Regions from separate parts of the Homo sapiens genome. Here all the other regions are linked to region 3. Evidence: chromatin contacts called from ENCODE Hi-C or POLR2A ChIA-PET data. All regions are on one chromosome and are shown on one strand. Each heading gives the region's core, a stretch centred on a gene start or an enhancer-like site at or near the end of the contact. The rest is flanking DNA. Distances are from core to core; before and after follow the strand shown.

Region 1 (2,801 bases), core at 229-2,728, 92 kb after region 3:
TCCTCACCGCCACCTCAGGCCCCTGGACACCCCCACCACCTCTGCCTGTTACCTGCTTCACAGTCCCACGGTGGTTGATGGGAGAGGCCTTCCTGGCTCAGGGGTAGAAATCAGAAATGGGGTGCCCAGGGCACACCATGAACTACCCCTTCTGCCAACATGCCCAGAGGCTGAACGGCCATCCCCTGGCCAGGTTCCCCTGGTACAAACCCCGGATGAGAGTCCCATCGATGAAGATAGACCAGGGACCTTTTCTACCAAAAGGGAATGCCTGTGGCTTTCCCCGGTGCATTTTCTGGGGGATTGAATGCTTGTTCTAAGTTAGCTTGTGACTGACCTGCTCACATCCTCCCCTGCACTCCTGCAGACCTGGGGCTCCCGCCTCCTGATTGATAAATGACATACCCTTTGAACAGCTAACATTTCTGAATGAATAGCTAAAATAAGGAAGTAACTACAATAGAATCGACCCCATTTTTCTACCTGGCTCCTTAGAAGATGGCTGAGAATGCCCTCCTGGCTCAGGCTCCCATGCTGTGCACAGACATTTTTTCTAGAATTCTGAGGCCCTGTGGGCTGTTTGCCTTCTACTTTAGGAACATCCTAACGGGTGGCTGCTAAAAAACCCCAAGAGGAATCCTCACAGAATGTTCCATAAAACATACTGCAATGACCACAGGGGCCCCAGGCGTGGGACCAACAAATTGGCGGTGTTGAAACAGTGACTCTACGGCTGCCCACTGCTGGTGACTCAAGGCATGCCTGTTTCCGGGTCCAGGCAGGTGTGGAAGGAGCTGACACCCCACACGGAAGCCCCTTTGCCTCTGTACAAGGCTACTGAGGCCAGATGAGGCTGCGGCCTGCTCTCTGTCCCACCGCCCCATGGCCTGCCCTTGACCCTGGCTGCAGTCCCTCTGTCCACCCCTACTGCATGGGAGAAGCCTGTTGACAGCCAGGGCTCTTCCCACAACCTCTTCCTGCTGTTTGAGAAAGAACATAAACAACACTAGACAAACCAATGCATTTTAAGAAAATGCAGCCTCAGCTGGTTGATACTCATTCGTTCCTAAGGGCAGCTGGGTCTCTGGGCAGGCACTGTTCCCAGGGAATCCAGGACCCATGCTCTGTCCTCCTTCTAAGCTACCTGAGACCTCGGTGGCCCTCCTGTGGCCTCCAAGAGCCCTGGTTGTCTTGGGTATAAAATGGGAATGAGTACTACACTGGCCCGTTTTGGAGGTCTGGAGGGGACCCTTGCTGTGGGTTCTAGTCCAACTCTCAGCCTGAGGTTTCTGGACTCAGGGCTGGGACCCCAAGGGGTCTGAAAATTGCACATAGGAGGGTGGCTTGGTGGCGGTCACCATCATATAGTTTAAATCTTCCCTGTGGGACAGCCCCCAGGATGCCAAGATGCTGGGAGGTGGCCGCAGGCAGGAAGGGCTGGCCTTGCACACTGGTGCCCCCTGCAGGCCGCCCTGCCCACCCAGCAGGTGCTGCCGCCAGCACACACAAGCCAAGCAGGCCCCAGACTCTGTAAATGGGGCCAGGCGGGTGGGAAGGAGCCGGCCAGACCCGCCGGGTGGGGAGAGTTGGGGATGGGTCCTGCTCTGCACTGGTCAACCCGCTAACCAATCAGTCAGCAACAGGCATTTTAGCAGGCACCCTCTGTTTGCCTAGCGCATCTGCTTTGGGATAACAAAGCTGGAAGGAATGTCTGAAATGACTTCTAACCTCTCCATGTTTTATGGGTGAGGAAGCCACCATCAGGGTAGAAGGCCTGGCCTGAGGTCGCCCAGCCAGGGAAAGGCAGGGCTGGGGCTCCCCACCGGATCTCCTGCAGCCCAGAGCACCTCCTCCCACGCCGAGCCTTTAAATCCTCAGCTTCTGGTTCCCTGTTTGGGATAAACAACTGCCAGATTGCAGACAGAGCAGCTCCCATCTTCTCTTCCCACCCGCAGTGGGTTCCAGCCTCTCCCTAGTCCTAGACCTCCTTGCAACCTTCACAGGCTCAAGGCACTTGAGGGGCTGTGCGAGGCAGACAGAGGTGCCACAGGCTCTGCTGGAGAGGGCCTGGTGCCTGGCTGGGGAGACCTGACCCACAGACCACACCCGACCCAGTGCCCTCGTTTCCCCTATGGGGATGCTGAGGCTCAGACGGTGACATTAGTTGAGGGGCTGGCTTCAGACTTTCTGCCTCCTGCTCCACCACTTGAGGGAGGGGAGGAAAAGGGGCTTCTGCAGAGGGGAGTGAGGTGAAAGCAGCAAGTGTTGCTGTGCAGACCCGCCCCATGGCAGCCTCCTGCACAACCCTGCTCTGGCTCCTGCAGAGCTCCTGGGGGTGGCATCATGCTCCCCCTCCCCCACAGCGAGCACTGCACCTCTGTGCCTGGTTGGGCGGTGGGCGCCCATCTCCATATAGCTCTGGAAGCAGCTGGTGCACAAAGAGGGGCTGGTTGGGGCACATGGGGGCATATGGAGGTGGGCATCCCTACCCTCTCCTACAAGGCAGTAACCTCACCAGGGAGGGGTGGCGGGTATCTTCTGGCCTCAGATGCCAGGCCCTTGGTGCCACACCACCTGCCTCAGCAAAACCCCAGGGTTCAGAGGCCCTGGAGCCTGGCCAGGGTCGCAGATTCAGCAGCCCACTCTGCCACCTGCAAAAGACGGCCCAAGGCTGGCAGGAAACTCACGCCTCTTGAGGTAGAAGTTTTAGTTTTGGATGAAAATATGGTCTTGGCCTGAAATGGCAAGAAGCAGGCGCCAGCAAAATGAACGGGCCAGTGTGGTTACAGTGACCTGGGGTC
Region 2 (2,723 bases), core at 131-2,630, 110 kb before region 3:
GCAATGGCGCCATCTCGGCTCACTACAACCTCCTTCTCCCGGGTTCTACTGATTCTCGTGCCTCAGCCTCTCAAGTAGCTGGGATTACAGGCATGCGCCACATGCACGGCCAATTTCTTTCCCCCCCCCCCTTTTTTTTTTGTATTTTTAATAGAGACAGGGTTTCACCATGTTTGCCAGGCTGGTCTTGAACTCCTAACCTCAGGTGATCCCCCAGCCTGGGCCTCCCAAAGTGCTGCGATTACAGGCGTGAGCCACCTAACCGGCCCATTTCATTGTTTTTCAAGCAGTCCCACCAGCGTGGAGAGGAAGGGGTAAAATTTAAATACGATGAAGAGGAAAGGACGGCTTAAGATAAAGAGCTTGGGCTGACGAGGGAATAGTCCCAGGGTTCAATTATCCAGCAGAGCGCGGCCTCCCCACGCCCGCCCACCGGGGATAATTAAAAGCCGGACGCCTCGGTCCCTTCCCCAGGGAGGCGGCGGCGCTCCGCGTGTGAAACGGCGCTCAGAAATGAACGGCGACACAGTGGCTTCATTGTTCGGCGGCGGGGGAAACTGAGGCCGGAGGGCGGCCGCCGGGTGACTGGAGGCTGGGTCACCACGTGAGTCAGAGGCGCAGACGGGCAAGATTGCTGTCATTAAGGTTTACAGGTCTGCAGCCGCCGCCGCGGCTGTGCGGCCCGAGCCGCGCCCGGCCCGGGTCTCGCTCGGCCACCCCGCCTCGGCGCCTCGAGCGCAACTGCGGGTGGCTCGGCCACCGCGGGGGGCTGGAGAGGTGACCCCGACGGTCTCCGCCCGCCCTGCGCTCCTCTGCCGCCGCCGCCGCCGCCCCGCTCCCGCGGGCCCGCCCTCTGACAGCGCCCGCTGAGGGCCAAGCCTGGCGGCTGGAACCTGAGCCCCGGGGTGGCTGCCACCCCCGCCCGGCCTCTACCTGCGCCACCCGCGCGGCGCCCCGGGAGGCGGCGCGAGCTCTGGGAGCGCGGCGCCGGGAAGACGGCATACGGCCCGGCCCTCGCCGCCGCCCGGCGCCTCCGCTGCGCGCGCGCCCGCCGCCCCGCCCCCCACTCCTGGGCGCGCGCACCTCGCTTCTCCCGAGGCCGCGGGGTCCCGGTTGCGCGCCCGGCCCGCCCGCCCCTTCCCCCTGCCTCCCCGGCCTCGCGTCGCCACCCGGCTGAGTCACGGGCCGCGCACACTGCACGTCTGACTGCACGGGCCCCTCGGGCCTGCACCTCCGCGGCCCGGAAGGGACGGAAGCCCCGCGTCCCCACCCCCACCCCGGGAGGGTCCCTGCGGCAGTTACGGGGGAGCAGCGATAGCTGCCCTGGAGGTCGCATTCCCACCCGGCCCCCGAGTTCTCCGGGAGAACTCCCCCGCAGCCTCGGCGGCATCGCCTCCTCCAATCTCCCCAGGAATCGTGTTTCCCCCAACCCTGCCTCCGTGCGCGCCGGGGTGGCGGCGGGATCCCGGTGCCGCCACCCCTCGGCCCCTCCGCCGCCGTGCGGGACCGCGATGGGGGAGGGGACAGGCCCGGTTTCGGTGAGGGGGCTGGGGTCGGCCACGCCCTCTTCCCTGGCCCCAGGGTGGGGGCCGCGAGGATGGCGGGGTCACCGGGCTGAACTCGCGCCTGTCTGACCTGCGGGGGTGTAGGCGGTGTGGACTGTGGACTGGAAGACGTCCTTAAATTTTTAAAAATAGTCTTGCCGTATGGAGAAGAACACTGGAACCTTTAAGTCCGCATCCCCTCGCCCGATTCGGCTCGTCTTAGTCCAGAGTGTAACTCCAAACATACTTATTAAGAAACTGTTGCTTTATTTTGACTCGTTTACATAAAATTTCCACTTTGGGGGGGATGGCGGTGGGCTTGTGGATTCCCTAAAATAACTTTTAATGGAGCGAAGCCTTCCATTATGGGAAGCGCCTAGACGCGGAGAGGCGTCTGGGGGCCTGGGTTGCCGTCACAGCCCTGCCACCAGCTGGCTGAGCGACCGGGGCACGTCGCTGCCCCCTCTGCCCGTGTTAGGAGAGTGGCCGCGGCGGGGCGACTGCACGAGCTGCCCCTAGGATTGAAAGACAGAGGCTGTCTCTCCTTAACTTGCTTTGATCCTGCAGAGAAGCAAAATGGAGTGAGATTAAAAATAAAGAAGATGCAAGCAGTTTGCTTTTCTGAATGGTGTGCCTTCCGCCCCGCTCCAGTTGTATTTATCATGCAGACAAGGTCAAGGTAACCTTCACGGTCTGGCCAGTTCCATTAAGTACAGAGTGCCCTTTCACTAGGAGGAGACCTCCATTGAGAACTTTACTTCCCACATCACTCGGGAACCTTCAGGGCTTTGAAGGCTCCTACTCCAAAGGGTCAGGAGGGGAGAGGCCCGGAGGGAATGCGAAGAGAGACTTTTCACAAAGGGAGAGAAGAATGAAGGTGAACAGGTGATGTCGACTTGATGTGTGACATTTAGGGATTCATAAACGGTTTATGGTCCTGTCCCAGGAGGCCCTGCCCTCCCCACCCCCATGGCTCCGAGGGGCTGAGTAATGTGGACACCCCGAGGTAGCGAGGTAGCGCAGCTAGGAGACTTTACTGCCTGGTCCTGCGCTCTGCTAACCTGCCTGCTTCCTTCCTCCCTCCCCTCTGCTCTGCCAGGGTGGGTAGGGGGGTGAGTGGAACAGAGCCCACAGGGATGCTGTTTCACAAAGCTAGTGTCAGGGTCCCCTCCCACCGCC
Region 3 (2,780 bases), core at 85-2,584:
CCTCTCCAACCACACATACCCCGCTCCCTGCATGTGTGCGTATATACCACATCCCGCACCCCACACAACACACAACGCAACCCTCTCCAACCACACATACCCCGCTCCCTGCACGTGTGCGTATATACCACATCCCCCACCCCCACACAACACACAACGCAACCCTCTCCAACCACACATACCCCACTCCCTGCATGTGTGCGTATATACTACATCCCGCACCCCACACAACACACAACGCAACCCTCTCCAACCACACATACCTCGCTCCCTGCGTGTGTGCGTATATACCACATCCCGCACCCCACACAACACACAACGCAACCCTCTCCAACCACACATACCCCGCTCCCTGCGTGTGTGCGTATATACCACATCCCGCACCCCCACACAACACAGTCACACTCCACACCCAGAGAGTCTCACATGCAGCGCCCAGGTTGTGTCCTACACAAGGGTGCCCAGCTGTGGGTCTGAGGCAGCTCCCAGGGTTCTGGGGCAGGGCTGGGCACCTGGAGGAAGGGCACCTCCTAACTGGCACGAAGGTGCCCTCCGCACTGGCTAAGACTCTGGCACCCATGACCACAGAGCACTCCCCACCCACCTCCAGGCCTCTCTAGACAGTGAGACATCAGGCCCCTGAGGACCCCCAGCCCTCCCCACTGGAAGGCCCTGCCCGTGCCCCACCCTGTATTCCTCCCTGGCCCTGAGTGCCCTGCCTCGAGTATGTGGCTCCAGGCACAGCTGGCTCTTCCCTCCCCAAGCCCCTCAGTCCCTTAGTACCTGGACCATTCCCTTCATCCCCCACATGCTTATGGGGCACCTGCTGGGGCCAGGCCCTGGCTTAGTGCTGGGGAGACAGAGGGGACGAAGTCACGCTCATCCTCAGCAGGCATCTGCCATCTACACACCAATGGCCATGCCCAGGGAGCAGGACTGTGGCAGAACATCCCTGGCAGCTGTGGGAGCCCCGAGGGGTGATCTGTAACCCTGACTAGGGAGCAGTCAGGGAGAGCTTCCTGAAAGAGGTGGCAGTAGACAGAGGCACGTGCTTTCTAACTTCTGTGACTCACTGCATGCTGAGCTCTGCCCCTTCTCACCAGAAAGGGAGGCCATGGTGTGGATCAGAGACAGCCCATCTGCAGACCTGTGATCAGGAACAGTGAACCTCTGTGTTGCAGTTCCTGAGATTTGGGGCTTGTTAGTCACACAGTGACATGGCAGTAGCTAGGCAACACGGACCCTGAGCCCCCTTTCCAATCTGGCGACACACCTCATGAGTTACAGTCCCTCCCCACCTGCTCAGCCTCAGCACTTCTCCTTTTCCTCTAAGCTGCACCCGGCTGAGCCTTGCCCTGGCTGAACAGGACTGCACTGATGACGCGCCTGGGCCATGAGCCTCCCTCCCACCCATTTTGTTTGCCTTTGAGATGCCTTTGTGTCGTATGTTCTGCTGGGTCAGCAGGAGATTCAAGAGCCCTGACCTGAGCTCCCTGCACATTTCTGGGAACTGGAGGTGATGGAGTGGGCCGGGTGCCTTGTGTCTGATGTGTAGGTGGCATGATGTCAGGAATGGGGCAGAAAAAGGCTTCCAGGCTCCCGAGACACATTGAGTCCCATTGAGCATAGATGGCTATTAGGGACTTGTCTCTAGCACAGGGAGAAGGAGGCTGTGGCCCCTCTGAGAGGCCTTCTTTCAGTTCAGCTCCTAAGGATGGTCTTCCGGAAGCTCTCTGCATGATCTTTCACTTACCCAAGAAACATCAACATTTGCCCCCGAATGACACAGAATCACACTGGTGGTTAGGCTGACACAGCGTTTACACGGATTTGAAACTCTGTAGGTGTGACTGCTGGCTGCAGAAACTCCACTGAGTGCTGAAACATTCTAAGCCACAAAAAGTAAGATTTTAGAGTGTGCAGAATTGCAAGGGTCTGTGTATGCATACAAGTGTTGTTAAAATTGGCTTCTCACCTGCTTTAATCACACTTTTGTTATTTGGGGGAAATGCTATAGAATAAGTCTCTTTTCACCTTGCTAGCCTGTCTTGGTTCCCACTGGAAGTTTTCTTCTTTTGGCCTAGGTGGGTATTTGGGTTTCACCTGATTTGTTCTGGGAAGGGAGGGGAATGGTGGTCCTTCCTCTCTGGGGCTGGAAAGTGAAGCTTCGTCAAGCCCTGAATGGTCCCCATTGGAAGGCCTGGGCCAGGTGTTGGCTCTCTGTAGCACAGCAGATGCCACAGGCAGGGACCCTGCACCAGGACCTACCCAGAGTTGGGCTAGGCCTATGAGAGGTTGTCTGTTGTCTGGAAATTCCAGCTCCCAGGAGACTGACCATGCCAAGGTGGTTAAGGCATTGTCTCCTTTGCTTATTTCCTTATAGCACCCCCAGCACAAGGTGGGACCCAAGTAGGGGTTCACTTGAAAGACGTGGGCACAGGTGATGAGACTAGGAGACAGAGCATCACCCTTGAACCATCTCTGCTTCAGGTCAGCTGTGGGATCCTGGCCATATTATTATTATTATTATTATTATTATTATTATTATTATTATTATTATTATTATTTGAGATTAAGTCTCGCTCTGTCACCCAGGGTGGAGTGCAATGGCACGGTCTTGGCTCACTGCAATCTCTGCCTCCTGGGTTTAAGCGATTCTCCTGTCTCAGCCTCTCGAGTAGCTGGGATTACAGGCTGCGCCACCATGCCCGGCTAATTTTTTTGTATTTTTGTAGAGATGGGGTTTCACCATGTTGGCCAGGCTGGTCTTGAACTACTGA

The links. Hi-C counts contacts between places; a loop is a spot of excess contacts on that map. ChIA-PET counts read pairs that join two places held with the same protein, here RNA polymerase II (POLR2A). Pooled maps may share reads with other maps.
Region 1: a map with no recorded cell type shows a loop between it and region 3 (5-fold over the local background). The contact joins two enhancer-like sites. A Hi-C loop is called at or near these places in 13 of 168 maps with a recorded cell type or tissue (B cell, Caco-2, GM12878 and 9 more), 32 of 37 single-sample maps with no recorded cell type and 19 of 50 pooled maps. POLR2A ChIA-PET finds 5 or more read pairs at or near these places in 5 of 52 experiments (GM12878, activated CD4-positive, alpha-beta memory T cell, activated CD8-positive, alpha-beta T cell and 2 more).
Region 2: a loop to region 3 is called in a pooled map, with 3 times the contacts of the local background. The contact joins two enhancer-like sites. A Hi-C loop is called at or near these places in 7 of 50 pooled maps. POLR2A ChIA-PET finds 5 or more read pairs at or near these places in 8 of 52 experiments (BJ, CD8-positive, alpha-beta memory T cell, GM12878 and 5 more).

Annotation. Positions count from the first base shown.
Region 1 is chr18:48,775,913-48,778,713 of GRCh38, reverse strand. All of the region lies in intron 9 of CTIF (cap binding complex dependent translation initiation factor), which reads right to left. LOC107985147 (a long non-coding RNA gene) reads right to left here. Exons shown (of 2, transcript XR_001753444.2): 2 at 1-1,889. Among named protein-coding and RNA genes, the nearest start is that of CTIF-AS1, 65 kb to the left of the region's middle. RefSeq lists enhancers at 1-31, 1-416, 1,652-2,152, 2,153-2,653. Within about 2 kb of position 1,478, at least 11 of the 41 ENCODE cell types and tissues checked have a DNase peak (open chromatin) inside an H3K27ac peak, as active enhancers do; they include GM12878, where a contact is called at or near this core.
Region 2 is chr18:48,974,293-48,977,015 of GRCh38, reverse strand. No RefSeq gene overlaps it. Among named protein-coding and RNA genes, the nearest start is that of SMAD7, 25 kb to the right of the region's middle. RefSeq lists silencers at 612-731, 762-1,061, 1,162-1,281. Within about 2 kb of position 1,380, at least 24 of the 41 ENCODE cell types and tissues checked have a DNase peak (open chromatin) inside an H3K27ac peak, as active enhancers do.
Region 3 is chr18:48,867,610-48,870,389 of GRCh38, reverse strand. No RefSeq gene overlaps it. Among named protein-coding and RNA genes, the nearest start is that of CTIF-AS1, 27 kb to the right of the region's middle. RefSeq lists an enhancer at 1,592-1,701. Within about 2 kb of position 1,334, at least 8 of the 41 ENCODE cell types and tissues checked have a DNase peak (open chromatin) inside an H3K27ac peak, as active enhancers do; they include GM12878, where a contact is called at or near this core.